4 separate regions of the Homo sapiens genome follow, and regions 1, 2 and 4 are each linked to region 3. A link is a loop called in an ENCODE intact Hi-C map of the cell type or tissue named here. Cell type or tissue: A673. All regions are shown on one strand.

What was found. Peaks named below come from ENCODE experiments on the same cell type or tissue, not always from the same donor. Only the 100,000 strongest peaks of a DNase experiment are listed, where the experiment ranks them.
Region 1: it touches region 3 in a loop (11-fold over the local background); 43 of 110 quality-filtered maps call a loop at or near these places.
Region 2: it touches region 3 in a loop (5-fold over the local background); 29 of 110 quality-filtered maps call a loop at or near these places.
Region 4: it touches region 3 in a loop (3-fold over the local background); 4 of 110 quality-filtered maps call a loop at or near these places.

The regions. Positions count from the first base shown.
Region 1 is chr6:52,260,364-52,268,363 of GRCh38, reverse strand. It overlaps MCM3 (minichromosome maintenance complex component 3), which reads left to right. Exons shown (of 17, transcript NM_002388.6): 14 at 396-499; 15 at 1,668-1,753; 16 at 2,220-2,289; 17 at 3,578-4,349. The coding sequence ends at 3,776. Among named protein-coding and RNA genes, the nearest start is that of IL17F, 20 kb to the right of the region's middle. RefSeq lists a silencer at 3,575-3,994. In A673, a CTCF peak has its summit at 4,425 (motif pointing right); a DNase peak (open chromatin) is centred at 4,463; H3K27ac peaks cover 749 bases.
Region 2 is chr6:52,229,869-52,237,868 of GRCh38, reverse strand. IL17F (interleukin 17F) reads left to right here. Exons shown (of 3, transcript NM_052872.4): 3 at 701-1,188. The coding sequence ends at 938. LOC124901328 (a long non-coding RNA gene) reads right to left here and starts at 783. Exons shown (of 3, transcript XR_007059607.1): 1 at 672-783. RefSeq lists an enhancer at 3,605-3,664. In A673, a CTCF peak has its summit at 3,473 (motif pointing right); a DNase peak (open chromatin) is centred at 3,498; H3K27ac peaks cover 765 bases.
Region 3 is chr6:52,158,826-52,166,825 of GRCh38, reverse strand. No RefSeq gene overlaps it. Among named protein-coding and RNA genes, the nearest start is that of LINCMD1, 12 kb to the right of the region's middle. RefSeq lists silencers at 2,198-2,398, 3,623-3,712. In A673, a CTCF peak has its summit at 3,712 (motif pointing left); a DNase peak (open chromatin) is centred at 3,685; H3K27ac peaks cover 910 bases.
Region 4 is chr6:52,060,244-52,068,243 of GRCh38, reverse strand. It overlaps PKHD1 (PKHD1 ciliary IPT domain containing fibrocystin/polyductin), which reads left to right. Exons shown (of 67, transcript NM_138694.4): 12 at 2,167-2,268; 13 at 3,194-3,289; 14 at 5,584-5,725. Among named protein-coding and RNA genes, the nearest start is that of PKHD1, 23 kb to the left of the region's middle. In A673, a CTCF peak has its summit at 4,546 (motif pointing left); a DNase peak (open chromatin) is centred at 4,433; H3K27ac peaks cover 3,984 bases.

The sequences.
Region 1 (8,000 bases), 100 kb before region 3:
GGTTAAGGGTTGAGTTGTGAGTCTGATAAACTCTTCCTCGCTTTTTGCTAGGTTAAGGGTTGTCTTGGATTTCAATTAGACACCTGATTTATAAGGAAATGGATTGTTTTCACTTAACCATTATGGGCTAGACATTTGTTTCTTTATTCAGTAAACATTTATTGAGTACCTACTATATAAACAGCATTTAACATACTTCCCAGCATTTTGAAAAGATGGGTAGCAGTCTCTACTTCTGCCCCTGGTCCTGGGACTTAGGGACAAGAGGAGCTAGGTAAACCATTGGAAACATGGAAGTCTTTCCTGCTTATGATGCAGAAGGGACTGGGAGTTCTTGATGCAGTTCCCCTGCATCAGTGACCCCTCTAGCCCAGCCACACTTGCCTTGGTCTTAGGTTCTGGAGAAGGAGAAGAAACGTAAGAAGCGAAGTGAGGATGAATCAGAGACAGAAGATGAAGAGGAGAAAAGCCAAGAGGACCAGGAGCAGAAGAGGAAGAGGTAAGGTGGGGCAAGCAAATGAGATTAAAAAGTTAGTGGCCAAGAAGTTGGGGGTGCACGCCTGTAATCTTAGCAATTTGGGAGGCCGAGGCGGGTGGGTCACTTGAGTCCAGGAGTTTGAGACCAGCCTGGGAAATATGGCAAAACTGTCTCTACAAAAAATAGAAAAATTAGCTGGGCGTGGTGGCGGACACTTGTGGTCCCAGCTGCTCGGTAGGCTGGGGTCGGAGGATTGCTTGAGCCTGGGAGGCAGAGGTTGCAGTGAACCAGGATCGTGCCACTGCACTCCAGCCTGGGCGACAGAGAGAGATCCCATCTCAAAAAAAAAAAAAAAAAGTAGTAAGTTCCAGTGGGACTGGGGAGAGAAGTAGAGGGTAGAAGGTGGAACCAGCGCTGCTTATTGATGTCAGGTTGTTCATGGAGAGTGTTCCTAGACCTGCGGGGTTTGAGGATGAAGATAACCTGGGTAGGCTGGGCGCGGTGGCTCACGCCTGTAATCCCAGCACTTTGGGAGGCCGAGGCAGGCGGATCACGAGGTCAGGAGATCAAGACCATCCTGGCTAACAGTGAAACCCTGTCTCTACTAAAAATACAAAAAATTAGGCTGGCGTGGTGGCAGGCACCTGTAGTCCCAGCTACTTGGGAGGCTGAGGCAGGAGAATGGCGTGAACCCAGGAGGCAGAGCTTGCAGTGAGTGGAGATCACACCACTGCACTCCAGCCTGGGTGACAGAGTGAGACTCCGTCCGTCTCAAAAAAAAAAAAAAAAGAAGATACCCTGGGTAAAAGAGAAGGAGAGCGAGTCCTTCTTGTGTGCTTTTGACCCCTCTACTGAAGAAATGCTAAATAGTAGGAACAGCAACCCAACCACTGAGGGTTTTGAATATATACTTCAAAATTCTAAGGGAAAAACCTTCATGCTTATAGTTGAATTTATAAGGGTGAGTGATGTGGAAAAGAGCGTTGGGAAGCAGCGCCTGTTTGTGTTCTAGTCTGGGGACTTGGTCTCGTTTGGAACAAGCAGCAGTTTGCAAAGGCCTAAGCCTAGTGCTTCACTTTGACTTAGTGGTTCTGTTTCCTTTTCTCCGTAGTTAGAGGCACGTGATGGGGCTTCCTTGCCTTTCTGTCTCCAAACTCTTTCTCTCTCTTAACTGCTGTGGGTATTTTAGAAGGAAGACTCGCCAGCCAGATGCCAAAGATGGGGATTCATACGACCCCTATGACTTCAGTGACACAGAGGAGGAAATGCCTCAAGGTGAGTGAGCCCACTTACTGATGAAAGAGGTTGTTCCTGTGACTCTTGGACTTTTCCAGTTGCTCTGTGCACTTTATTTTCTTGTGGACTCCTGTTTGTTTGGCTCCCTGCTTGGGGCCTATGTCCAAGAGGTTTGTCCCAAGAGAGCTTCAGGGGAAACTTTGGAAAAAGCTTTGCTATATTATATACACCTCCTTGATGAACTGTGCTGTGCTGTTTCACCTGGTATAAGCATTTCAGATAATATATACATTGAGGGTCTCCTGCCTGACTAAATTCCTTCATCATCCAATGAAGATTTCCCTATATCCTAATTGTTCTGCCTGGCCCCATAAGAACCCTAGGAAATAGGAGTGTTCAGCAGGCTGAGTGAGAGATTGGGAGTGGAGATGATTTCTCTAGTGTTTGTGGAAATGGCTTCACCTTGCTTATCTTCCCCATCTCTACAACCATCAACCCTCTGAAGTACACACTCCAAAGACGGCAGACTCACAGGAGACCAAGGAATCCCAGAAAGTGGAGTTGAGTGAATCCAGGTGAGTACGGATGTTGCTCCTGCCCCTTCAAGAATTCTGTGTATCGCTGAGGAAGGGACTTTGTTCCCTTGGAGAGGGTGGGAAACAAACTGCTGGTCATCAATAGAACTCAAAACTAGAGGCCTGCAGCTTTTAACATTTTATATTCTCATTTAATTTCAAACTTACTGAAAAGTTATGAGAAAAGCATGAAGAACTTCTGGATGTCCTTTACCCAGAATCTTCAGTTGTTTAAATTAATAATTCTCTCTTTCTGAGAGAGAAGAGTTTTACAATAAGGATAAAACTTAATGTCTTACTGTAACCTCAGATTCTTCTTGGTGGGATAGATACATTTTGGCCATTTGTTTTTGAAATGAAGAATTTTTACCACCAGGGTTTTAGGAAACATTTTTATCTATGAATTTTGTTTACTGGACACCAAGAAACTCCATAGCCAAGTTTTACGTTTTTTCTTTTTATACTTTAAACACATAATACAGTGTATTTACTGAAAAAAATTTGAAACACATTGAAAAGTATTTAGAAAAAAAATTAAAATCAATTGTAACTCTATCCCTCAAGGACAACCATCAACTGTATCTTAAAATGCTTGAATCAGCTCGTATAGATCTCACTTTTTTTTTTGAGACCGGAGTGCAGTGTTTATTTTTTACTTTTTTACAGTGTTTATTTTTTACTTTTTGTAGAGACGGGATCTCACCATGTTGCCCAGGCTGGTCTTGGACTCCTGGCCTCAAGCAGTCCTTCTACCTGAGCCTCCCAAAAGGCTGGGATTACAGGCATAAGCCACTGTGCTTGTTTGATCTCATTCTTTTTAATGACTGCAGGGTTTCCATGGTATGGATGGGTAAAAATTTAATGAAATTCTCTGATGATAGACATTTGGGTTGTTCCCTGTTTACAGTAAAACAGTATTAAATTTATCAGTGTGCACTCATGCAAGTATAGCTATAAGGTGAGTTCCTAGAAATGGGCTCCCTGGGCCAAAGGATATACGCTTTTAAGGGTTTAGTAAGTGCTGTTAAATTGTCCCGCATTGACGCTGACCGGGTTACTATTTTACAGTGAATGGGAATGCCAATTTCCCACACGCTAGTACAATAGTTTAGCTTTAAAGGGGGCTCCTCAAGGGTAGCACTGCCATCAGAGGCAGATGTGTGTGTGAGAAAGAATATTGAGGGGACGCCTCTACTGTATTAATACTATGGATTTTCCTAGTATAGCTGTTTCCTGAGAGCATTTGGGTTTGTTTACTCCTCTTCCCCCTTTCTTCTGTCTGGGGCAGGTTGAAGGCATTCAAGGTGGCCCTCTTGGATGTGTTCCGGGAAGCTCATGCGCAGTCAATCGGCATGAATCGCCTCACAGAATCCATCAACCGGGACAGCGAAGAGCCCTTCTCTTCAGTTGAGATCCAGGCTGCTCTGAGCAAGATGCAGGATGACAATCAGGTCATGGTGTCTGAGGGCATCATCTTCCTCATCTGAGGAGGCCTCGTCTCTGAACTTGGGTTGTGCCGAGAGAGTTTGTTCTGTGTTTCCCACCCTCTCCCTGACCCAAGTCTTTGCCTCTACTCCCTTAACAGTGTTGAATTCAACTGAAGGCGAGGAATGTTGGTGATGAAGCTGAGTTCAGGACTCGGTGGACCCTTTGGGAATGGGTCATGAAAGCTGCCATGGGGTGAGGAAAGAGGAGACAGTGGGAGAGGACAATGACTATTGCATCTTCATTGCAAAAGCACTGGCTCATCCGCCCTACTTCCCATCCCACACAAACCCAATTGTAAATAACATATGACTTCTGAGTACTTTTGGGGGCACAACTGTTTTCTGTTTGCTGTTTTTTTGTTTTGTTTTTTTTCTCCAGAGCACTTTGGTCTAGACTAGGCTTTGGGTGGTTCCAATTGGTGGAGAGAAGCTCTGAGGCACGTCATGCAGGTCAAGAAAGCTTTCTTTGCAGTAGCACCAGTTAAGGTGAATATGTATTGTATCACAAAACAAACCCAATATCCAGATGAATATCCGAGATGTTGAATAAACTTAGCCATTTCGTACACATGGTCTTAATAGTCATAGTGTGTTTTTTATACATAACATTGAATTGTTTTCCTTGAGAGCAATCGTGCAGGGTTTGCTGCTCCCGCATTTGCAGCAAACTACCACAAGGTGGCAGCAGCCTGCTGTGATCTCTGGGGGTCATGTCTTCTCTAGAGGCAGTTTTCTTCTTCAGCAGCACCAGCGTTTATCAGTCAAAATTGATAGTATAGACCAAACCCTGCCAATTTAAAATAGCTAAATGGCCACGGGAGGCTAGTGAGTAAAAGTTCAGGAGAAGAATTGCCCCTCTGCCTGGCGCTTTTTGCCTGAATCTAAACTTATCCTTCATAAAGATAGAATACCCGATACGTCAGACACCTCAAAATCCTGGGAGTTCTTGCCCATAATGAGATCTTGTTACAGTATCTTTTTTTTTTTTTTTTTTTTTTTTTTTGAGACAGGGTCTCGCTTTGTGCCCAGACTAGAGTGCAGTGGTACAATCACAGCTGATGACAGCCTTGACCTCCTGGGCTCAAGTGATCCTCCTGCCTCAGCCTCCCTAGTAGCTGAGACCACAGACACGTGCCATCATGCCCCGCTAAGTTTTTATTTTTAATTTTTAGTAGAGATGAGGTCTGTCTGTTGCCCAGGCTGGCCTTGAACTCCTGGACTCAAGTGATTCTCCCATCTCGGCCTCCTAAACTGTGAGATTATAGGTGTGAGCCACTGTGCCCAGCCTACAGGATGCTTTTGAAACTACCTGGGTGTCCACTCTTTGGGGTTGGTTAGCCTGTTTGCACAGAAGCTTGTGATGGGGCCAGGGCGGGACTTCTGTCCTACCGTTATATGGTTTGAATAGCTTCTGAAGAATTTTTCAAGTTACTTAGAAGAATCATGTGACTTTATGGGGGGCCTCGGTCACATGGACCGGAAGCTGCTTTCTGGTGGCAGATGTGGCTCTGAAGTTGTGCCAGTTCTTGGCTGTAAGATTGCTGAGGTATTTTCTTTTCCATTTTTGCTGAGGGGTGATCCTTTACCACAAAGCAGGAGATATTCTTTGGTTCGTTAGGACAAAGGGATTTTTTTCTTAAAGGGAGTAGTACAAAATTATTGGGGAATTCTGTTTTATCTGGGATTTTTTTTTCCCCCTCACTGATGCGAGCGAGATCTAAGTCCTACTGGAAGTGGTCTAGAGAGCACAGTTTCAAAAGAGAGTGCAGTGGTACCAGAAGGAAGAATTTGCCATTTGTTGAGCATTGGCAATAAGTCAGAAGTTGTGCTAGGTATAGCAGTGGGTGCAAAAGTGGCGCTTTCTGCTCTGAGGCTTCTAGGCTGGGGATATGTCAATATGTTGGTGAAAATTTCAAAATATAAAGTGTACAGCTGGGCACGGTGGCTCATGCCTGTAATCTCAGCACTTTGGGAGGCTGAGGCAGGCGGATTGCTTGAGTCCAGGAGTTTAAGGCCAGCCTGGGCAACATGGCGAGACCCTGTCTTTATTAAAAAAAAATTAAGTATGATTATATACCAAATGAGGGCACACACAGAGATATAGGAATCCAGGGAGGACCATGAGGATGTCAGGTGCTACTGATGGGGTACAGCTATGAAGAACAGTTCTAGGAGTTCTTAGGGATCTCCTCAAGTGATTTGTTCTAGAAAGGCAAACATTCTGTCAATGGGACTCTTAGTCTGTCCTTCACCTCTGAGGAAACTGAGGCACAGAGTGGGGGGATATGTGCACCTACCATTGTGATAATAGCTGTAATATCAGGTTGACTTTGCTGACCATTTCATCACTCTTCAAGCTAGTCAAAAGAATAGTAGGTAGAAGACTATAGCAGCCACAATAGATACTAATTGTATTAAAATAGCATGATTCAACCTTTACATTGAGTTTTAAGAAACTTGTTTATGTAGTTCCCAGCTTACAAGAACAGAAAAGAGCTGGTAAGCTTTTCCAGGATAGGTTCTTGCTTGTTGACAGGTGATCCACTGCAGGACCTACTGTGGGGACCTGAAAGAGGCTGCTCAAGTGGGCTGACATGTCTCAAGTCCAGTCACCCCTGAGGGTATCGCTGTTGCCACCCTGCAGAGATTGCAGTGGTGACCCAGATTCACCAGAGAAAACTGCTAAATTATCTGCGTGCCTCATTCCAAAAGAGAAGTCTGTTTACATTTAGGTTTGTGGTCTGAAATACTGTAGTTAAAATAATTTGGGGAGCTTAGAGAAGTAAGTTTTTGTATCTTGAAAAATGGCACCTTATTCCTTAACTCCCCTGGATAAATGAAGTGGCAAAATGAAAGGGTGGTTTTCAAAAAGGACAATTTGGTAAGGATTGTTGAAATTGAATCTCTTCTCCGCCATTTACCGAATAACTTCAGGTAAGTTTTATGCTACTCTTTATTTCAGCTGTAAAATGGGGATGATTCCTGCCTTGTAGGATGCTTGTGAAACATAATTGGGAAAGCAGATGGCAGGTTCCCACCTGGTGTATTACTACTTCATGGCAGTGGTTTTGATTACTGCAAGTTCGAGGGCCCATTAAAACAAAGTGATTCATTTTGACAAATGTTTATGAAACATGATCCTTTAATCAAAACCATTTACAATGATTTCACCCTGGCTGCATTCCTGAACTCTCATCTCTTCCCTGCCTTTCCACTCTCTGATGGTTCCCACATTCCGGTCAGTGTGGCTCTGAGGCAAGCACTTCCCCCAGAGAGGACCCTCTCGGCGCTAGCTCGGCAATGCATTTTTCAGCTTTCTCCTGAGGACAGTGTTACCTCACAACAGGGCCGGGTGGTAGGAAAACATCAAGGGGGATAAAGAGGAGAAAGGTTCACAGAAACGAGTGAATCTGCCAGCCCTCTCTTTCTCATGTCTCCTGAGGAGATTTCAGACTACACCAGTTGTCCTAATGATTCTGAGCTTGTGAAGTGAGCTCTGCCTGGAGGGTTTGGTCAGTAGAATATGGCAAGCACAAGAGTCACCTGTGTGCTGGCTGCCTCAGGTGCTCAGCCCTAACAAGCTCTGTGCAAGCTCTTTCCCTTCCTTGCCATCCTTTCCTTTCCCCACTTCTCAAGAGCCAGGTAACGCCATGTCTGCTGTACATGTAGGGAAGTGGGGAGGGTGGAGCGTTAAACTCTGGTTGCATAGGAACTCTCACCTGAGAGCCAAAAGGTTGGCAGGGTGACATGAGCCCTGCACTGGTAAGCAAAGGCATGTGCATCTGAGTTCCTTTTCTGACACTAGGTACCAGAGTTAACATGCCAAGCTAGGCTGGCCACTTAGAGGAAAGTGCATGGTTTCTACATCTGGAAAAGGAGGTGGTTGAACTACGTGATTTCTGAGGTCCCTTCTGGTAATGAATGTGATTTTCTTTCTTTCTTTTTGAAATTGAGATAGAGTCTTGCTCTGTAGCCCAAGCTGGAGTGCAGTGGTACAAACATGGCTCACTGCAGCCTCAACCTCCTGGGCTCAAGTGATCTTCCTTCTTGAGCCTCCTGAGTGGCTGGGACCACAGGTGCACATCACTCTGCCCAGCTAATTTTTACATTTTTTGTAAGGACGGTGTTGATGTTGCCCAGGCTGGTCTCGAACTCCTGAGCTCAAGTGAGCTTCCCGCCTCAGCCTCCCAAAGTGTTGGGATTATAGGCATGAGCCACCATGCC
Region 2 (8,000 bases), 71 kb before region 3:
ATACTCTCTGAGATGTTTGGGTTCTCGGTGGCCTGCTCCTTGGCTGTGCATGGTGGCCTTGGCTCACTGCCCGTCCTTCAGGGTTCAGACAGTGGACACACACCCTCAAGTAACCTGGTGGGGGTCCTGTCACACTACAAGTGGAATATGTACAATGGCAAGCTGGCAGGATAAATGTTGTGGTCTTTATGCCTCCAGGCAGAGGGGCCTATTAAAGGAGAAATGGAGAGAAGGTCTGAGATTCACAGACCTCTGGGGCTGTGGCTTTCCTTTCCAAGCAGCAGGCTCTGTAGACCGACTAGTGATGGAAGACTGACTAGTGACGTTCAATCTCCAGGCAGAGAATAAAGAATTGTAATAATAATAATAATAATGCCAATGAAAGATCTAATGTTAATTGAATGCTAACATTTGTACAGTGGGGTATTTTATATGTACTTGTATCACTGAGTATTCTCAACAGTTGCATGAGAAAATGGTATATGAAAATCCCCATCTTATAGTTGAGGAAACTGAGGCTTAGAAAGGTAAGCCACTGCCAGAGGCTGGTGTATGCTTCCAGGCTGTGTGGCTCCAGAACCTGTGCCACAGCCCTGCAGAACTGCCTCCCTGCAGGTGAACACTCAGTGCTGTGGGGCTCTCATTCGCTGTCTTCCTCCCCCATGCCTCACCATTGTGCTTTGGCTTGCTCCTCCTGCAGTGTCACTTGGGACCCCAACCGGTACCCCTCGGAAGTTGTACAGGCCCAGTGTAGGAACTTGGGCTGCATCAATGCTCAAGGAAAGGAAGACATCTCCATGAATTCCGTTCCCATCCAGCAAGAGACCCTGGTCGTCCGGAGGAAGCACCAAGGCTGCTCTGTTTCTTTCCAGTTGGAGAAGGTGCTGGTGACTGTTGGCTGCACCTGCGTCACCCCTGTCATCCACCATGTGCAGTAAGAGGTGCATATCCACTCAGCTGAAGAAGCTGTAGAAATGCCACTCCTTACCCAGTGCTCTGCAACAAGTCCTGTCTGACCCCCAATTCCCTCCACTTCACAGGACTCTTAATAAGACCTGCACGGATGGAAACAGAAAATATTCACAATGTATGTGTGTATGTACTACACTTTATATTTGATATCTAAAATGTTAGGAGAAAAATTAATATATTCAGTGCTAATATAATAAAGTATTAATAATTTAAAAATACTTCAGGTGTTTGTTTGCATTCCCAGCTTGTACTCACAGACTGTGTAGCCCTACACATTTTGGAATTCTATATGCCTATCATTTGTTTTTCATATTTCCTCATCAGAGCACCAGTGTTAGAGTTGTTTTGTTATTAATGATGCTTGGAGGTTGGTTACATAGAGAGTTAAGGAAAATGGTGCAAACAGAACTCAGGTTCCCTAGTGACACTTTCCTGCTTCATTATCCCAACTACATTATTTTACAAAGCAAGTACTTCTTGGCCACTGTGCTAGCCAGTGGAGACACAAAGAAAAGTAAGAAATGCATATGGAAGGGCCATGTGTTAATAGAGGCCATCCAAAGAGCCCCTGGTCATAAGGGCCATGGTGGCCACTTTGTTTCCTCCTCTGACTTCTGGGCCCTTTAGGGGTCACTGTTTGTCTTTTGTCCATCTCTTTAACATCTTAGGGGCACGCAAGCTTCCAGATTTTGATCTCCATGCCACTCTGAGGAAACTCAGAGGTCTTCTGGTGCTTCTGTTGCACACCACATTTTCTCCTTTACTTCCAGCATGCCACTAACTCAGAGCACGTCGGCAATGCTGCTGCCTCCCAGGTACCAGAGAGAAAGTGGGCTATAAGTTCTCACTCCCACCTAGGACTTGGCTTGAGGATGGGCAGTCAGCAGGAGCCTGGCTCCCATTTTGACCTGTTTAGTCTGTTGGTGGGTGTGGAATGGGAGTGGTTGGGGAGGCGAACTCTTTCTCTATCTCTTTGCTCCAGAATCTTGTGCTTAGGATATAAATATTGACTTTTGTACTTAAAATGTTCAGGTTCTTAACATGTAAAATACCTTCCTCTCATAGCTATCAGCTTCACAATTTTGCTCTGAATTTCACAAGTTCATTGTGATGCTCACATCTGTGTGAAGAAAGTTTTCTGTTCGTTTGGGCAGTAATAGCTGTACCCTAGGGGTAGTGCATGTAAAAAGCCCTCTGTCTGAGTAGTGAGGGAAGCATAAAGGAAATTTCAGGGGGAAAAGAATTGCACCACTGAGTGTATCAAGATATTATCTCAGCCCAGTGTGGTGGCTCATGCCTGTAATCCCAACACTTTGGGAGGCCAAGGAGGGAGGATTGCTTGAGACCAGGAGTTCAAGAGCAGTCTAATCAACACAGATCCCATCTCTCTCTCTCTTTACACACACACACACGCACACACACACAATTAGCCAGGCATGGTGGCACACACCTGTAGTCCTAGCTACTTGGGAGACTGAGATGGGAGGATCGCTTGAACTAGAAGTTGGAGGCTGCAGTGAGCTATGATCTCATCATTGCACTCCAGCCTCGGTGACAGTAAGACTTTGCCTCAAAAAAAGAAAGACATTATTTCACATTTCATTACACATGTACACATGTACTTTCAAGGCAGTGTGCCAAATACTGTAATCAAGGTATGAAATGTTAGGAAGATATAGGAAATTCCTGGAAAGTTTCAGAAACAAGATGACTTTTGCACTGAGACGAATATGAATTGATTTGGAGGAAGATGTGGGAAAGGCATTCCAAGCAAATGTAACAGCATGAGCAAAGGCAAGAGATACAAAAAAACCTGGTATGCTGGGGGACTGAAAGTAGTTCTATTTGCTCAGGATAGTGTGGACATGGGGACGCGGTGGGGAACACATAACAAATATTTCTTTAATGAATAAATGAATGAATTCACTTGGTAGTAGACAAAGAACAGTGGGCAAATGGGCCACTCATGGATGGTTTTGTAAGCTCCGTTACAGGAACAACAGGAGTATCGCTATATTTCACAAGATAACTTTGGTGATAGAGTGCAAAAGAGATCAGAAATCTGAAGGCCAGTGAGAAGATCGGAGAGAAAGCAATTTCACTCCGACAGCACACTCACATTTTTAGAGCTGGATGAGCCCCTGTAGATCACCTGGTCAATCTTTCTCATTTGCAAATGTGGCCCACAGGAATTAGGCGACTTGCTCAAGGTCACTTGGTAGTTAGTAGCAGAAACAGGTTCGTTGACTCCAAGTTCATGACTTTGATAAGGGTTTTGCAGCAATGCTGTAGTGTGTGCAATAAAGACCCATTTCAGTTATTTATGTGGCCTCAGGCTGGCCCTGGGAGAGAGTGCAGAAATAACCCCGCACCGCACATCTCCAAAGACATCGTATGTGGTGCTCTGGAGCCTGGGGCCCTGAGTCACAAAGCTTCTCTCTGTGGCTTCTGCACTGAGGGTTGGCTGTCCTTCAGGAAACTGCACGTCTTCTCCTGCTCACAAGGTGGCGAACTGTGTCCAGTTGTTCCCAGATTCCTCAGTATACGTTGAAAGGAAAGAAATGACTGTTTTATGGGTAATTTGTTTTATTTGGTGACTGGAAGCCACTGCTGAGGCAGAGTGCGTAGGCTGTGTTCTTTTGCTCTGCGCTCAGCTTTCTGGGAGAGCCTTTGTTTTTCCTGTAGGAGAAGTGGCTGAAGTTGAGCAGTTTAGGTGTTCAAATACAACGTTGCTTCATCATGTGTGGAGAGAGAAACCTTTCTTTCCACGTGGAAACTTGAAAGCATATAGTCTTTTCTTTCAACATCCAGTTCTTTTTGATGAATGCTTGGCTAAGGGGAAAAAAACCAACATATTCTTTCTCTGTCTCTGTTTCTCTCTTCCTTTCCCGTTCCCTACCTCCCCAAATTTGGATAAAAGTCACCTATATATATAAAGCTCTGTGTGATAAATTTTACTTGTAAGTTACAGTGAGAAAAATAGTAAGTTGATTTTTCTTCCCCCACTCCCTTCCCTAAAAGGAGAGGTAGAAAATATGCATTTAATATGTAGACAGCTTTTGGCTTTGAATCCTGGTTCTACCATTTTCTGCTTGTATGAATTTAGTCAATTTTGTCCTTCTGAGATTCAGCTTCTTCATACGTTAAATGCAATATAATATCTATTTTAAAGAGCTCTGTGTAAAGCAATCGAAATTAAAAAAAGGTAAATTACTTAATACAGTAACCAGGTAATAGTAGGCTTGGTAACTGGTAGTCATTATTTCAAGAGGCACAGGAGGACTTAGGTTTCCCATTTTGCTTGGCCCAAAGAAACTCAGAACCCATTTTTATGTCTAGATACCACAGTTTGCTGGCAGATTAGGCATTCATAAAAGAAAAAAAAACACAGTTATATTGTTCCTCATGGTTTTCAAATTTGCTTTCTTTATTTAATTTCTATACATATAATAATATAGTATAGTATATATAGTGCAGGTATATATTAGTATATAGATCCTGTGTATAAATCAATTTTCCATCTGTGAAAAGTTAAGAAAGCTGTAGATTCAATTCATTAAAAAATTCCCCCTGGACCCAGATGTCTATCGTATCCCACTCCGCTGGTATAAATTGGAAGAAAAATATTTTTAGCTCAATTAGTTTTAGGAGTGATACACGTTCAGCTAGATAACTGTGTGCTTTAAAAATTGTGACCTATTTCTGGCTCCCTGCCAGTTCAGTGGGTACTGATTTTGAGAATTTTGTTCAGTAGTGAAGAAGAACATATTTCAAAACTAAGATAAAAAATGATCACGATTTGAGCATCAAGATGTTCTTGCTGGCAAAATGTTGATTTCTTCCCTTAAATGGTACAGATGTCATGGCAATATCAGAGAGCAAGGCATAATGACTTAGTGTGTGGACGCTGGAGCCAGATGCCGGGTTAAAATATCAGTTCTGGACCTTACTAGCTGTACTAGTTGCTAATGATTTGGGTCTTGTTACCTAGCCTCTCTGTGTCTCTTTTTCCTCATATGTAAAATAGAGATGATAATAGCGCCTACTTCATAAAGTCATTGAGAGAATAGAATAATAATCTATAAGGTACTTGGAATAGTTACTGACATGGTAGGTGTATTGTTTAGTGTATTATTAAGAAAGATAAAATCCATCTATTATTCTACCACAATAATAGATCACATTAATGTTTTTCTTTCTCTTCTGCTCATTTGCCTCACAGATATATATTTTATAAGGCTGTAACTGTAAGATACATGCAATTTGTATTTGGTAATTTTTAACTTCACATTATACTCTATGTATTTCCAATGTTTCCATAAAGTATTCACAATGATTTTTAGTAGCTGTGTAATTCTTTCAAGTTGATGAACCAGAATTTATTTAGTTATTCTTTTATTTTTGGACCTTTAGCTCCAAAAATAAAAGAATAATTATTAACTTTAAAAAGTTAAATAATGCTTGTAACTGTTTTAATTACTTTTTAAAATTATAAACTATGTGATACAAACAGAAGAGTTTATGTCTTTGCATATGGATAGTTGCCTTGAATATCAAAATTCTGTACGCGTGTGTGTGTTTTCATATCTATGGCCTACCTTGGGGCAAATTAGTTAATTTCTCTGAGTCTTAGTTTCCTCAACTATAAAGCGGGGTGATAATGTCTGTCTCATAGGATTGTAAAGTGGATTAAAAGAAATAATACATGTAAAGCATTTAGGGCAGTTCCCAGTTCCAACGAGCTGTTTTAGTCTTAGTGGTTATGCAGAGCCTGTGAATGAATGTTTCCACCTTTAAATTCTTGTTTTGAAAGCCAAAGAAATCAATGCATTAGACAAAAATGAGTTTATGAGTTGTTCTGGGGTTGTGGCTGTGAACATATTCGGAGCCTTCTGATTCCACTGGCTTACCTCTGTGGTTTTGTTACGTGCTATCTATAGGTGACACACCGCAGCCCTTTGTATGGCCTGAGGTGAGGACCAGACTTTGTTTATAGTGGTGACAACACCAGAAGCCCTGTAACCATTTCCCACAACCACATTCTCATGGCTTTGACAGAAATCAGCTCTGGGAGGCACTGCTTGGATGGGGCGTGCAGGCTGAACGTTGGAGTGGGATCTAAGTGCGACTGTCCCCCTTGTAAGGGACACCATGCTCATGGAAAAGTGCTTAGTATTCTGAAGATACTAATCCATCAGGCAAGAGTTCCCCAGGGTCCCAGGCATCTGCTGATCTCACATTCCTGGGCTTCTCAACCTCTAAGGGAAAAAACACTCAGACTTCCCACAGACCACTTGTCAAAAGCCTGTTTGTCTTCTGCGGTCACCTCAAACCCCAAGTGGGATCCATTAAGAAAGCAAGGTTTGCTTCTGCCTTTTGATATTGAGTGTGTCTACATATGGGATGCCAAACTTCTGGCTGCTGTATTTGAAAGTACAGAAAAAATAGAATTAAATATAAAAGAAAACAGATCTTTCTGTTCGGATCTGTGTTGCTGAGCTTTGTGAGATCTATTAAGAACTATGATTTCGGTTTAAGAATTGGAATGAATTGTGGTTCTTGCCATATGGAAATGAGTTTTGCTGGGTGAAGCAATGATATAATTACTTCTACTGTACAGTAGATGAGTACCAAGGGATTCTCCATGATTCTCATTAGTACTAGAATGCTTTGTGATAAAAGCTAACACTTGCTCACTGGTTACAACAGAAAACACACTTCTAACTTCACATGCATGCACTTAATTAATCATCATCATAACTCTGTGAGGTAGGAAATATTAAATAGGCCCATTATACATATGAGAAAATTGTGGCACAGATTGAGATAGTATCTTTCCTAAGGTTATAATAGTGATATGGTGGTAGACTTCTGCATTTCATCACCAAGCTCCATTGCCTTTTGTGGGAGATCTGCCACAAATCACTTCCCTTTGTGAGAGGCTCTAAACCATGGCATCTTTTCTGAGGATCACTTTTTCTGTGAATGGTCAGGGAGAGCAAGCTACAATATTTGCTTAGTCATACAATTACGACATTTTAAGCTTTGTGGAAAGCTCATTAGAAAGCTAACCAATAGATCCTTGGGTTGGCCAGCTTCCATCAATATCTCAAATTATAATGGCCCTCATCTTGCTTGCCTATGGGAAGTCCAGTCCTTTACCAAGCCCTTGTCCCCAGGGTTTTCTGGGAAGCTTTAAGCAACATCCTCATTTCCTCTAAACTTTTCCTGAAATTGTTCACCACTTTGACCAACTGTCTGTTTTTAGACATCAATTCCTGCCCCACTCAGCCACCTGCAGATAGAGGCCTGGTAAACTCTGTCAGGCTCCATGATTTCCAAGCCTAGGTCATAAAAGTCTATGCAGCTTCCATCTTATTCCCTTCAAATGTTCACTCTTGGGGAGCCAACTGCGATGCAAGAAGTCCAACTACATTTTCCCTCCAGGAAAGGTCACTTGTAGGTGCTCTGGTTGGCAGTCTCACAGGAGCTCCCAGCCAATAGCCAGTATCCACTGCCAGCTATGTGAAGAGTAAGGACATCCAGCCTAGCTGAGACTTCAGTCGATGAAACTCCAGCCAATATCTGAATGCAACATCATGAGTAGGTCGAGCTATATCATCTGTGGATTCCAGTGCAAAACTTAAAGTGTGGGGCCTATTGTTACAAAAATTAAGACTGTCAAACAGAACATTAAAGCAACTGTGGGGCCCTTTTAAGTGCAGGGCCCTGTGCTACTGCTACACAAACTACATGCCTATGATGCTTGCCTGCTCACGAGATCTGAAGAGAATTGCCCAGCTGAACTCTTCCTGAATTTTTGTTATCAAAATAAAATGGCTTTGGTTTTACATAATATAATTTTGGGATGATTTATTACATGGCACTAGTAATCACATCAGGTTCCAAGAACAATTATTTTAGACTGCCATAGCCCAATATTATTACATTTTCTTTTCTTTCTTTTTGTTTTAGAGACAAAGTCTTGCCCTATTGCCCAGGCTGGAATGCAGTGGCCCAATCACAGC
Region 3 (8,000 bases):
CTAGAGACCCCAGGATCTGAAGCTACTCTTCCAAATTCAGCTCCAGTTGCAGTCCTGGACATCTGCAGTCACATGCCCATGCTTATTGCCATTGGCTCGGAGTAACACGAAAGCAAGCAACGCTTCTATGCACATTTTGAAAAAGTGGAACCTGTAGAAAAATATTCATATAATAGTAAAATCCACCTATAACTTATCACCTCAAGATAAATGCTACTAATTTTCTGGTGTATTTCCCTCTTTTTATGTCTAATTGTCTTAAGTGGTTGAGATAGTCTGGATATGCAATTTTATGCCTGACATTTTTAAAATTTTAAATTATGGGATATATATTTCCATATACTGTTAAAAATCTTTGTAAAAATCTTTAATGGATACCTAAAATAACTTTGTGTGTCTGCACCATAACTTGTTTAACATTTTCATATTATTGAGTAATTAGACTATTTCTAGTATTCTACTATGATACTGTAATAAACATCTCTGTGCATAAATCTTTGTCTCCACTTTGGATTATTTTCTTAGGACCCTAGTCTGGCCAATATGGTGAAACCTCGTCTCTACTAAAAATACAAAAATTAGCCAGGCATGGTGGCAGGTGCCTGTAGTCCCAGCTACTCGGGAGGCTGAGGCAGGAGAATTGCTTGAATCTGGGAGGTGGAGGTTGCAGTGACCCAAGATGCGCCACTGCACTCCAGCCTGGGCAACAGTGAGATTTCTGTCTCAAAACAACAAACAAACAGACAAACAAACAAAATCCCTAAAAGTGAAATGTATAGGGTATGAACATTTTTGGGAGCTGTGTTACATATTGTCACATTGCTTTCTGAACACCTGGTTTCTAATTTATACTCCTACTAGCTGACAAAGACAGCACAGTTTCTAGTATACGTATTATTTAATTATTGAAGGAAAGGAATGATAACTATCTGTTTCATTGAACCCTTCCTGGCATTGTTATTATTAAAATCAATCTAAATGAAGCTGGGCACAGTGGCTTATGCCTATAATCCCAGTGCTTTGGGAAGCTGAGCTGGGAGGTTTGCTTGAGGTCAGGAGTTCAAGACCAGCATGGGCAATATAGAGAGACCCCATTTCTACAAAAAAATAAAAAATTTAGCTGGGTGTGGTGGTGTGCACCTGTAGTCTAGCTACTCAGGGGGCTGAGGCGGAAGGATCCCTTGAACCCAGGGGTGAGTTTTGATCACACCACTGCACTCCAGCCTGGATGACAGAGCAAGACTTTGTCTCTAAAATATAAAAAATAAAAATAGAATTATAAAAGCCAATTGAAATTAGAAAAAAACAACATTGACATCAATAAAGGCAAAAATCTCATTAATTGATACACAGCGAATTGTGTTTAGCTGTTTAATTTGCAGTTCTTTGGAGGCTGGTTAGTTGGGCAATTTTTCTTGTTTATTAGCTCTTGGTTATTCCTCTTCTGTGAATTATCAGCAATTTTTCTGGGTCTGGAAACGTATGGAAGGAATTGCTTCTCTGCTGACACCTGGGACTACCTGGAGGGAGGCTAACATTTGTAAGGGGAGGACCCTGTACTTGGGAGACTGGCTCAGGTCCCCAGTAGAATCTTCTATTAGCTGTGACTAAAGAAAGTCTCTAAAATGGGCTTAACTATGAATGGATATCTGAGAATCTCCAAACTCCATTGGAATCTCCAGTGATAATTAACAAACCTTTGGGAAGTAGTGTTACTACTTGCCAGGCATTTTCTAACTGACCCATTGGTGTTCTGTATTGACCCACTAACTTTTTCCAACTACCTTGGAGGTAGATACTATTAGTATCATCCCTATATTTCAGGTGAGAAGAACAAAGAGTAGAATGCCTAAAACAGTGTGGCCAAAATCTCATCACTAGCAGGCTGCACATTTGGACTTTGAACCCAACCATCTGCACGTGGATTCCAATTTCTTCACTACTCAACCACATTGGCTTACCATGCATGTCAGAAACACTATCCAGACAGCATGGGTGACCCTATTCTAAGCTCTCTTCACACTCGGTGTTTCTTCTTCCTACTTTGTACCACACTAAGTAATTATCTGTCCAGCCCTTTCTTACATGTCTCTTCTCCTGCTGGAATTTAGGCTCCCTGAAGGTAGGCAATATTTCAATCTTGCTCCCATGCTCTCCCCAGCATCAATCTTGTGCCTTGTGAACAGTGTATGCACACTATTTGCTCAGTGGTTGAAGAAGTGCTCTTGAGATTAGTGTCATCTTTTCAGTGGGTATTGGCTGGAGGCCAGGTCCATATCTGTGCTTGGTCAGATAATGGGATGTGGGTGGGGAGGGTGTGTGTGAACAACCAAGTGGATCGGCTGTAGATGATGAGTTAGTGTGCAGAACTTGTCTCTCCCAGAGAGTGAAGGCTCTGTGCTGGTCCTCCCACAGTCTGTCCACCCTCTTCCTCCTTGTCACAAAGGGCAAAGCCTTGATTTTGTCTTGCTGAATCTGTGAGCATGGACTGACTTTTCAATAACCTGGAAGAGAATGGACCCTGGTAGCTTGGTTTAATCATGAAACTTACAATATCAATGCATCTTAGGAAGTATCTTAGCCCACCCTGGGTGAGGAAGCAGGTGTAAGGAAATTAAACAACTTAGTCAAGGCTAAGTTAGTTTATGACCGGGTGAGCTTCCTGCTATCCTACTCCCTAGCCAGTTATCTTTTATCTGCTGCACATGGATTTCACCTTTGAGCTAAGAAATCTTGAGCCAATTTTTGTGTCTTGTTCTAGTTCAAGCTCAAGCAACTTATGTATTCAAAGCACAAAGGCATAGCACCAAGGAGTGTATGTGAGGGGCCAAATCTTCTGTTTCAGGCTCTTTCCTGATAAGGTGACTCTCTGAATGTAGTTCCTTTAGAACAGCACTAAGTAATAGAGATATAATGAGAGACATATATATTATTTCAAATTTTTAAAAAAGTGAAAAGAAACAGGTGAAATTAATTTTAACAATATATCTTATTTAACCAAATTTATCTAAAATGCTATCATTTCGGCATACAATAACATAAAAATCATTCATAAGACAGTAGAAAAGACAACATATGCCAACACATGCATTAAACATGAATTATGTGATGCAATGGTGATGCAATCCCTGGATCATTCTCAGACCTGGGGACTTCAGAGAGAGAACACTGGTTCTTGGGTGCTGTTTGATAGAACTAAAGATCTGTTTATTAGTTGGTCCTTATGCGACAGGTGTCCTGCCCTGTATCTGCAGGGAATGAATGTCCTACAGAGACAGAAAAGAATATGAACAAACAGGCCTTGTTGAGCTCCCCTTGTTTATTACCATTACATCCTACTCCTTTTTGTCCAATCACATTTCTCCACAACCATCCAGTTCTTTCATCAGACTTAACATAAACATCCACAATTTTCCCTGGGTCTTTGGGTCTTCATTTCTTAAGACTCATGTAAAACTTTGTTAAATTTGTTATACATTTCTTTTTTTAATGTGTCTTTTTTTATAGGGATGTCAGCCATGACCCTTGTGGGACTGAGAAAAGAATATTACTTTTTCTCCCCTACGGAGTTATAGTGAGGAAAGGAAATTGACTCTTTAAGAGGGCTTTACAAAGGTTGTAAAGGGTGCTTTTATTTTAAAGGAGGAAGCATTAGTCAAGTCATACCTGAGCTGTCTTTCCTATTATCAACTGCTGTCATCTGGTGGCAAATTTGAGGAATGGCAGAAATCTTCTGCATTGAACAGTAATGTTCTCTTGATATTTGGCAAAATGGATTCCGACTGTGTTTGCCTCTAGCATATGATCAAATTAAGATTCATATGATTAAGTTTCTTGACAGAACTAGGATTTATAATAAACTAATGCCTTAGGTCATCTTTCTTCAGGTAATAACAATAATAACCAATATTTATTGAAACTGTACTAAAGCCCAGGATCTGTTGTAAGTGCTTCACATGGATTATCTTATTTAGTATTTATGAAACTTCTATGAAGTGGATATCATTATTATCTTCTTTTTATACCATTGAGGCATTGACAGGTTGAGTAACTTGCACAGATCACACCACTGATAAATGGTAGAGTCAGAATTGTAACTCCAAGAGATCTGATTCCTGTGCCTGTGCTCTTAACCACTGCTTTACAATGAACAACTAAGCTAAGATGGCCAACAAGGAGAATAAACTAGAAGTGGGAGATTTGGTTTTGAGTTTTAGCTCTAATGCTACCTAGTTAATAATACTTTCTTGTTTCAAGAGAGACTTACGTTAGTCTGGCCTTGGTCATATTCCCCTTCTCTGGGTCCCATTTTCTCTTATATAAAATGATGGGATTGGACAGGATCATTGTTCTTAAAGCCTGGCCTTATGATGAGCTAGAGGTTCAACATACATGAGAGAAGGATGAGAAGGAAGTAGGTGTTTGGCTGGTGCAGTTGAAAATCCAATCAATACAACCTCCTTCACTTCTTTTGCATGACAGTCTTCTAACTAAGGTTTTGGTTCCACAAACATTGTAATGGCTGAAAGAGAATCTAGAAACAATAGGGCCAAACTCTTTGTGGGACTGTCAGAAACACCAGGTGGACAGAATATGCTTAAGCAACAGTAGGTGGAGAGAGTCACTAAGACAGTGTTCCACTGATATTCAGGAGAGAAGCAGTACAAACTCCATTTTATTTAAATGCCTCCAGCCTTACAGTTTGAAATACAGTTGTTTCTATGGCATATTCATAATATGCATTTATAATTTGCTTAAAATATTGTGAAGACCTTTGTCTATGGAAAGTACCTAAAAGGAAAGTGGATTAGTCAATTTTCACACTGCTATAAAGAACTACCTGAGACTGAGTAATTTATAAAGAAAAGAGGTTTGATTGACTCATAGTTCCTCAAGGTTAGGGAGACCTCAGGAAACTCAGAGTCACAGCAGAAGGGTAAGGGGGAAGTAAGGCATGTCTTACGTGGCAGCAGGAGAGAAAGAGAGAATGAAGGGGGAAGTGCTACACCTTTAAACCATCGGATCTCTTGAGAACTCACTATCACAAGAACAGCATGGGGGAAACTGCCCTCATAATCCAATCACCTCCCACCAGATCCCTCCCTCAACATGCAGGGATTACAATTCGAGATCAGATTTGGGTGGGGACGCAGAGCTAAACCATATCATTCTGCCCCAGCCCCTCCCTAATCTCATGTCTTTCTCACATTTCAAAATCAATCTTGCCTTCCCAATAGTTGCCCAAAATCTTAACTAATTCCAGCATTAACCTAAAAGTCCGAGTCCAAAGTCTCATTTGAGACAAGGGAAGTCCCTTCCACCTATGAGTCTGTAAAATCAAAAGCAAGTTAGTTACTTCCAAGGTGTTATAAAATGGGGTTATAGGCATTGGCTAAATGCTCCCATCCCAAATGGGAAAAATTGGCCAAAACAAAGGGGCTACAGGCCCTATGCAAGTCCAAAAGCCATCAGGGCAGTCATTAAATCTTAAAGCTCCAAAATAATCTCCTTTGACTCCAAGTCTCACATCCAGGTCACACTGATCCAAGGGGTGGGCTCCCGAGGCCTTGGGCAGTTTCACCCCTATGGCTTTGCAGGGTACAGGCTCCGTGGCTAATTTCCCAGGCTGGCATTGAGTGTCTGCAGCTTTTCCAGGTGCATGGTGCAAGCTGTCAGTGGATCTACCATTCTGGCATCCAGAGGACAGTTACCCTCTTCTCACAGCTCCACTAGGCAGTGCCCCAGTGGGGACTCTGTGTGGGGGATCCAATCCCACATTTCCCCTCTTCATTGCCCTAGTAGAGGCTCTCCATGAGGGCTTTGCCCCTGTAGCAGACTTCTGCCTGGACATCCAGGCGTTTCCATACATCCTCTGATGTTTTTAAACTTACCCAAATGATATTGCTATAAGGGCAATCCAAGTTGCTCCATGAACACCTTGACCATTGTTTCTGACCCCATGGTGTGTATGCTGTGCATTTCAGCCAGCCCCTCTTTCAGGGATGGATTTCAGTTTGCTGCCAACTCCCCCTCTGCTTCTACTACAAATAAATATCCTTGTACATGCCACTTATGGTCTCGATAGGAACTTACTTAAGCTATATACATGGGAGTAGAAATTCTGAGTCACAAAGTCTGGTCATATCTACTCTAGGGAGATGTGTCAGAGCTCTCTTCGGTCTTTCTTCCCTCCAGAAGTACGTGATAGTTCTTATAGCCAGCTCTAGATGTTATGCAAATCTACTAGTCAAGTTATATCTCACTGTTGTTTTCATCAGTATTTCTCTGATTATAACTAACTTTGAACATTTCTTTTTAGGCTTGTTAGCTTTTTGGATTTCTTCATTTTATTGGTGGGATTTACTTGTATATTATAAATATTAGTTGTTTAGACTTACAGTACCTGTTTTATACTTTGAAAAGATCTCTGAATCAATAGTCTATTTGTTGGTGTTTGCATGGGTATTCCTTATTGAACAGAAATTCATAATTTTGATATAATAAAACTCATCCGTATTTTTGTTTCATGGTTGGAGATTTTAAAAAGTGCTTCTTCACTAGGCATCAAGGGTGTCCTTTTACATTTTCTTCTATTAACTTTAAAGCTTTACTTTTCACATTTAACTGTACTCCACCTGGAGTTTACCTTTGTATGTGATGTTAGATGGAAATCTGGTTTCATTGCTTTCCATAAAATGAGCCAATTTTCTCTACACCATCTTCATAATACTGCATTTTTTTCTGCATTGATTTATGGGACTATTAAAAAATCTTATGTTAAGTTTTTCTGTGTATATGGAACTGTCCCTAGTCTGTCTAATATTTTTCATTATTGTTCTGTTTTGTATTAATACTGCACTAAACTATGGTTTTATTGTAGGTTTTAGTATCTATTAGGGCAAGATACCTATCTTGTTTTATAGGTTGACTTAACCAGCTTTTGACATTTATTATTTCATTAATTTCTGACTAAATGTAATTGGTCTGTTAAAAAAAGTAACTCAAATATAATTTCATTTGGGATTACATTAAATATACAGGTTAATGGGAAGAATTGTCTGCTATATGATATCAACCATCCAGTCCAAAGAATGCCTCTCCATGTATTCAGATCATTCTCTGTGTCCCTTATTGGGTTTAAAAGTTTTCTTTAAAGAGAACTTCTCAATTAAAATACTGCATAGTTTTGGTACAACTCCAAATGGTATCTAATTTTCAAAACGTATTTTGCAGTTGGTTATTGCTGATGTTAAAGAAATGCTATTGCTTTTTTTAATGCCCAATCTTGTATCCATCCACTGTGCTGAATTCTCTTTTTGATTTTTTTATTTTCTAATAGATTATCTGTTGATTCTGTTGGTATTTATTTGTGGGATAATCATACCATCTACAAACAATGGTAGTTTTATATCTTCCTTTCCAATGTTTAAACCTCTTTTCTCCTTTTCTCCCCTACCCAATACTGTTTGAGACTTCTAATTCCATGTTTGAAACAGTAGTGGGTGTGTGTGTGTTGGGGGGGATTATTTACGTTGTTCCTGATCTTAAAGAAAATGCATCAAAGTTTCTCTATGAAGTGTTGTTTGCTCCTAATTTCTGGTGTATAACTTTTACCAACTTGAAATATCAACTTAGTTTGTTAAGAGTTGTTTTAAAAGTTATAAATAGTTGATGAAATTTATCAGATGCCTTTTCTGCACCTATTGAAATAATGAGATGATTTTGCTCTTTTAATCTATTGGTGTGGTAGATTAACAGATTTTAAAAATGAACTATTGTATTTCTTGAGGGAGGAAGTCTTCTTGATCATGATATGTTATTATCTATTACTCTTTGGATTTGATCAGCAAGTATTCTACCCAGGGTGATCACATTCATATTCAAAACTACGAATGAGAGAAAAATCTTCTTGTTTGTATAGTTTGTAAATGGTTTCAGAATGAAGATTACACTAGTCTCCTAAAATGGATTGGGTAGCGTTTTCTCTTTTTCTATTTTCT
Region 4 (8,000 bases), 99 kb after region 3:
AGCTCCTCAGGGGCTGACATTCAATCACTAGTTAAGCCTTTTAAGCTTTTTGAGCCTTAATTAAGCATCTCTAAAACTGACAAAGTGGTGCTTATCCTTCTTATTCCAAAAGTCGTCTAAAGAGGTAGAGGAGCAAGAATCTTGGAATTCATCTAAAATTTCTCCTTCCTCCTCCTTTCCATATCTGTTCAATCACCAATTTCTGCCAGTTTTCTCTCTTATTTATGATGTATCTGTACAGCAACTCTCCATTTCTGGACCCCATCACCTCTTGTGTTACATGCTGCAGTGGTTTCTAGAGGCCCTGACTTGCCCTCTGCCCCTTCAAGCCCCTCCCTGGCTTTCTCTACATCAAGCATATATCTGATGCATGGTTCCTTCCTATTCACCATCCTCTTATGGCTTGCTATCCCCTACTGGAAATGGGGCAAACTTCTGACCTCCTCCTTGTCTGTTTCTCCAGCTTTATCTCTGTCTCTCATACTCCAGCCACACTTAACATGCACTGTGCAATTTCTTCTGTCCACACTCAGGCTATCTTTTGCTTTAAATGCCCTCTCCTTCTCCTCTTCGCTAGGCCACTTCTAATTCATCCTTTAAGACTCAGATTAGTGTCATCTCTAAACATTTTCTTCTACACCTCAATACTCCCATCCTACTCCCAAAGTTCTCTATTCTTTCATATACTCTCTAATTTCTCCGACCCAAGGTATTAAATGATAGTTTTGCATACCTGCCTTACCATGCTGATCTTCTCGAGGACAGGAACTATTTTGTATTCATCTTTATATTCCTAGTACCATATAATAGGTGCTCTGTGAATGTTGAAAAAAATTATCAAATATCTACAACTATGTTAAAAGTTTAAGAACTTCATAAATTTTGTTTTTGATCTGTGTAATTTTGAATGCATAACAAAAGAATGTGTTAATCTCTACGTAAAGCTGATACAAAATTCCAGTGCTAGTGTAAAAAAAAAGAAATTATAAAATAGTGGGTTAAAAGCAGGGGGTTATTATGGTTTAGTGGTGAATTTTGGTATCTGAGTGTAAGGGATCAATCTTTGCCTCCATATGTCTCCTCTGCTTTGTCTCATGGGCAAAAAGCATTATAAAATAACCTCCTAAAATGTCTATTTTTCAGGGGTAACCATTCATCATTAGCTTTTGTACCTTCAGTTTACACAAAATGCAACTCCTCTTTTCTCTGGAGGGAATGAATCTTAGAAATGTCAAAGCTTGATCGTAGGAGAGGAAAGAATGAGATAAAGCTAAATTCTGAGGACTATGTGTCATATTACTGTAGGTAATTTCTTTTTTTAAATTTTTTATTTTATTTTTTCTTGAGACAGGGTCTCGCTCTGTCACGCAGGCTGGAGTGCAGTGGCACCATCTTGGCTCAGTGCAACCTCCGCCTCCTGGGTTCAAGCAATTCTCCTGTCTCAGCCTCCCAAGCAGCTGGGATTACAGGTGCACACCACGGAACCCGGCTAATTTTTGTATTTTTAGAAGAGACAGGGTTTCACCATATTGGTCATGTTGGTCTCAAACTCCTGACCTCAGGTGATCCACCTGCCACTCGCTTCGGCCTCCCAAAGTTCTGGGATTACAGGCCTGAGTCACTGTAGGCAATTTTAAACAATCAGGAGCAGCATGAAAGAACTGGGTATGAGGTGTGAGGTACATGTGGGGAAGGAGCATTCAGTGTGGGAAAGAGTGGGAGGGTCCTAAAGACAGTGAAATTCATTCTTCTGCTTAGAGCAAATTACAGATTCATATGGGTGAACTGAAGCCTTTCCCAGTGTACCCAAAGTTGATTCCTCCTTGTGTTGTAACTTACTGTTCCCTGACTTGTCAATATTGTCCTTGAGGTCAGGAGACAGATTTTCTGAGAAAATGTCATGGTACTAGGGGCTTTTGCTGATACCATGAATGATTCCACATTTCCCCTTCCTTTCAAATATTGATCCTCGATAATATATACTTCTGGTCTTTTTCTTATTATGTGCATTTTTAAATAGTTATTACTAGAAAAAAATTCAACTGTTGCTGGACTTAGAAAGTTAAAGTAAGAAATTATTAATATCTCCTATTATTATATTATTATCTAGGTCATATTCTGGTCTATATTTGGAAGCTTACTTTTTTTTTTTTTTAACTCTTGCAGAAATATTATCTGTGTTTCCAGAAACTGGGAGCCTTGGGGGAAGAACAAACATCACAATTACAGGAGACTTTTTTGACAATTCTGCCCAGGTTACCATTGCAGGTAACTATGATGAAATGGCTGAAAATAGTTCATAGTTTTAGATGCTCTAGGAGATTATATGTCTGTATGGCATGAGGGATGCAGGAGGAAGCAAGCTTTGCCCCTTCTGACTCATCATGTTTGATAAGTCATGTGTTTGGTTGAGACCAGGTGGGATTTTGGTCCTACAGTACATGGGTCACAGGAATGGAATGTCCTGCAGACACACTCACAATGCATAGGCAATTCCCTCAGGTGCCCCTATCTTGTGAGTGAAGAGAAAGAAAGAAATACAGCTCCTTCTTGACAAAGGTTTACTTCTACTAAAAACAGCCCCTCTCTTCACTCTCCCTTGTTAGCTGTCTTGATATAGACAAGCAGGAGTGGGTGGGCATTTGCTATGCAGATTACTCTGGAAATCCCCCGCACCCCAACCTTGGCAAACCCTTTTATGGACCTGTCTAGAGCCTTTTGTTTTGCCAGGTCCTGTAGCAGGTGGGATGCCTCTGTAGTTGGTGACACCAAGGGTGTCCTCACACTGTCATGTCACACTTACCTCCCATGCTCAGTTAGGTGGTTCAGTACGTCCCCAATGAAGAGCACTCCATTGCATGGCTTTCCTTCTGAATACTCCACGCTGCCCTATGCTCTGCTGCTCTGCACTCTCTCTTTTCTCCTTCAATTGGGGTGACAACTTTCGCTATTCCATCCACACCCAGCCCTTTGCCTTAGAATAGGAGCCTGTCTACTTCAGTCTGGTCTTGCCATCACATCTCCCGACTGCCTCTCTCTCTCTCTGTCTCTCTCTCTCTCTCTCTCTCTCTCTCTATATATATATATATATATATATATATATATATATAATTATACATATACCCACACACATATACATATATATGTATACCTACACACACACACATACATAAATTTCTTTAATTCGCTTTAGGCATTCCATGTGATATTAGACACGTGTCTCCCAGGAAGATTGAGTGCACCACTCGGGCTCCAGGAAAAGATGTGAGGCTCACCACCCCTCAGCCAGGTAAGGAAGCCACCAGGGCTGTTCAATAAACTCTGAATATCTTTAATCATGATGGGCTGGCGAGTAGAAATAAAAGTGTTTGAATTCTTTCTCATCTATTTGACTGGCTTACTCAGTGAGCCCTGGGTCCATGATACCATTGTCAAGGCTCTCCTTTCAGGAAGGCTCTTAGCTTTATTCAGGTGCTTAGTGACATTGCACTTCTAGCTCCAGCCAGCTGTATGGCCAGTGGCGTCCAGAAGAGACCATGGTCTAGAAAGCATAACTGCCCTCAAGATATTGTTATAGCTACTGGAAGAAACCCCCAAACTGCCCGCCTTCATTCAATGGGTCAGTTGCACGTCCACTGGCTAAGAAGACAGGAGCGTTAGAGTGTGCTCTGCTATGCTCAAAACAACAGCATTAGACAAGGTCGGAGAGTAGGGCACAATGGGATGCATTTAAATATGAATTTTTCTCTCTTGTGGGCATCTGTCTGCTGCTTTGAGAAACAGGGATATATTGTGATGTTGCCACCAGGTTATGCCTGAAGTGGGCAGAAATGGAGGAGGCAAGGGAGCTTCCAGCTGTCCTTCTCTGTTTAAAGCATCCACCCTACAGCAGCAAATTAAGAGCACAATACTGGAGCACTTTTCTGCTGAGCATTAGAACTGAAGGCTCAAGTGTAGTCAGGGATGAAGGGCAGTTGGTATGTTACTCAGCCAAGAACCACAGGCTGCACATCTGTGCCCAAGGGCCTGACTTAATGGTTAAACTACAGGCAGCGAGAGTCAACTCTAGAGGCACAGCACCTACAAGGAAAGTTGCCCAGCAGGGGAAGAAACCTTTCTAAAGAAAGGGCATTCAGGTGTGAAAATGCATGCAAAGTTTTGGCTTGAGAATTCTCCAGCTCCCAGATCTGCAGTTTTTACTCAGGGAAAGCTTCCATCCAAGGAAACAAAACTACTGAAACAAGTAATCAAGATAATGTGTGTTTCCTGTCAGGAAATAGAGAGTCTGCTCCCTTTTTCAGTATTTCCTGCTTTAGCTACTTGGGTAGTGGTAGGATAATTTCCTGAATGCAGCTGGTTTGACAGTTAGTGTTGTCCTTTATGAAGGGCTTTTGAAGTTTCTTCCACAGAAGCTGGGCGAATTACTATGGAAACCAATTGTTCTCAACCAGGGGCAATGTTGCCCCTCGGGGGACACGTAGCAATGTGTAGAAACATGTTTGGCTGTTAGACCGGAAGTGGTGGTGGTGGTGATGATACTGACATCTAGTGGGCTGAGGCTGGGAAGGCTGCTAGACATTGTGCAATGCATAGGACACCCCCTCACAACAGTTACCCAGCCTAAAATATCAATAGTGCTGGGGTGGAGAAACCCTGGTTTAAAGTAATATTTTCAAAATATGCTCTTACTTTTCTGTTTATTCCTTATCCACCTCTCCCTTTTAGGAGTTGTTGAGGAACAACAGTATTAGTTTAAAATAATAATTACCATAATTACCTTTATTGAGCACTTACTGTATTCCAGGCTCTTTGAGTATATATTTTCCCTTGGTCCTAGTGTATTATTGCTATTTTATTATTGGTCCCATTTTGATGCATGAGAAAATGAAGATGCAAGGACATCAAGGAATTTGCTCAAAGCTACACGTCTAGCTGGGATTCCAGAGTTTTGCCTTCAGCCCAAGTTAGCATTCAATATTGATTGCACCTGTGCCTTTGGCCTCAGGGTTTGCTTAACACAAAATATAAATTAATACAATATCATTTAAAATGTCACATAATAGCAGCATGCCACATATTTGGCTCTGTGTGCAGGTCCACAAATTGAGGCCATGACACTTGAGAAACTTAAGGATTGCCAATGTTATGGGGAAAAAAGACTTTAGAGAATTGAATTTCACAGCAGAACTGGGACTTAAAAGATACTGAAGCCCACTTCTGGCTTTGGGAAGCACAAAGCCAAGCCACGTCACCAGCACACAGTCACATTGTCCTCCTTTTACTCAGCCTCAGCTTCTGTTTGCTCATTCAATTCACATTTTCTCCAGGACTTGATTCTCTTTTCTAGGAACTCTTGCTAAAAAAGGCTAACTCCTAACCCATGGAATGTTTATTACTTTCCGGAACATTTGTATTTCATATTAACTACAGAACCTTTCATATAACTACTCTATCTGGCTCTAGGTTGACTTACCTTTACAGGTAGCATCTGGGTCATCTTTCACCTTGTAATTTAAAATAAAGTAATTCCCCAATTTGGGAAGGTGCGCCCTGTAATGTTTATGCGATCTACATGTCTTACAGGCAATCGAGGGCTTCTTTTTGAAGTTGGAGATGCTGTTGAGGGACTGGAACTGACTGAAGCCACCCCAGGGTACAGGTGGCAGATTGTCCCTAATGCCAGTTCTCCATTTGGGTTTTGGTCACAGGAAGGACAACCTTTCAGGTATGTTGTAGGAAAAGTGGGAGCCCACATCAAAAGCACCTTTGCTAACCTAGGTGAGGCTAGGAGACAGATAAGGAAGGTATCAAGATTTCCAGGAATTTATAACACTAGCCAATTCAACAACAACAGAGTTTGACAGTATTCTCAATCAGTGTTGGTCATGCTAGTGCAGGGACAAATTTTGATCAATATGTAATATGTATATTTTCCACAACTTAGTTTACAATCTGTTTTGGAGATGATTATCAACTAGAACATTGAGCTGAGCAGGCCAGGAGACTGGAAAGACAGCAGAGTAAAACATGCTTTAGGTACCTGGTTAAGAGGTAAAACTAACATCTGGTTGATGCCAAAGAAAGATCCAAGAATTTGCCCTTTGGGTACATGAGGGAGCAAAGCCTAGGCAGCATGCTGTAGGAACAGCCTTCCAGTGCTGAAGGTCAACCCAATGGCCCTTGTATAGTAGGGGAAGCTCTTGCGGGTTCTGTGAGACATTGTTTTCAGTAGTAGTGATGGCATCATGATTCTAATTTTCCTGTTTAATGGTGTGTAATTCCTTTAGTCTTTTTAGTCCCTTCAAGGATGTAGCCAAAATTTCTAGTATTCTAAAGTAAACTTAAAAATATAAAAGCTTGAAAATTGCTTAGACACACTGTTTCCTTAGTGTGTTCTCAGTGTATATGTTGAAGGATGGATCCTTTACTGAATGATGGATCTCTTTTCCCTTTGAAATCCTTCTTAGAGAGGATGACTGTGACTCATGAGTGTGAATTTCAGTCAGTCTGTGACCTCCTCCAAATATTTTACCATTTTATTAGGTTGGTGCAAAAGTAATTGCGGTTTTTACCGTTGAAGGTAATGGCAAAAACCGCAATTACTTTTGCACCAATCTAATAGATTTCAACTCAGTTGTGTAAAGAAAAGCTTAGAGAATTTTTAGGCATTGAATAAGCCAAGTAGGGTTGGTAATCTGTGAGCAGGAAAGTGTCTCCTGAAGCCTTACTTACTAGGTACTTAACCATGAGTTTATGGTTTTAAAGTGGCAGTTAAGGCTGGATGCTATGGCTTGAGCCTGTAATCCCATCTACTTGGGAGGCTGAGACAGGAGGATCGCCTGAGTCTAGGAGTTTGGGACTAGGCCCTGTCTCTAAAACGTAAAAAATAAAAAATTAGCCAGGTGTGATGGTGTGCACCTGTAGCTACTTGAGAGGCTGAAGTGGAGAATTGTTTGAGCTCAGGAGTTAGGGCTGCAGCGAGCCATGATCACACCACTGCACTCCAGCCTGGGCAACAGAGTGAGACTCTGTCTTTAAACAAAGAAACAAATAAACAAAAATGTGGCAGTTAATTTGTGGTCCATTGTAGCACCTAATAATTCATATTTATCATAGTTTTTAACGACCATTTAATAATGTTCAAAGGAAAATCTTTCAGCTGCATTTGGTGTATTTGGGAGTGTTAAGGAGTGAGTCAGCCTACCCCAAAAGGCAAAAGAACATTTTGACTTCTATAGTAAGTGTTGCAGGGTATGTCCCTTTAACTGCCATTTTGAGGAACCACAAGCCAGGTAGTAACTAATTTTCCATTCCCTCTCTCATTAATCTCTTTAAAATCTAAAAATTTTAAATTAAAAAATTAAAATATTCATTTATTGGTAAGTTAATATAATTATATTGTGGACTTTTAAAGTAGTTATGTTTGAAGCTATTTTTAGGTATGAAATTATCTCAAAAATAAAGATAATGTATGTACATTAAAGCAAAATTTAAAAACATCTTTATATTGATCATCTGAAGATTTAAGAAAATAGCATTATCAGAAAATATTCTTGGTATTTATTTACAGAGTCTAATCAGTTCTTTAACTATATCTGCCTATAATATTAGGTTGCTGGAATTTAAATATTAAAAATATTATCTTTTAAAAAATGTTTTATGAAATTGCCTGTAATCTTCTTCAAAGTTGCATTTGATGGGTTTTAATTTGAAATTGTTGACATTTTGAATTGACGCTTATCTGTGGATCATAATATTTTTAATTAGAAAAATGCTCTCTGCAGGTGTTGAGGTAGCTGGTAAGCTCAGAGCAAATTCTCATAAGCAATCTGTCTTTATTTCTAATAATAAGAATAGTATTTACTATAGATTGAGCTTCTACCATGATCCAGGGCTTGCAATAGCTGTGTTAGGTGGTTTTGTCAGCTAAGCTTCCGTATAGCTGTGTGCTGTGGCTACAACTTTCCCAAACATGACACAACAGCAAGGGTATTTGTGTC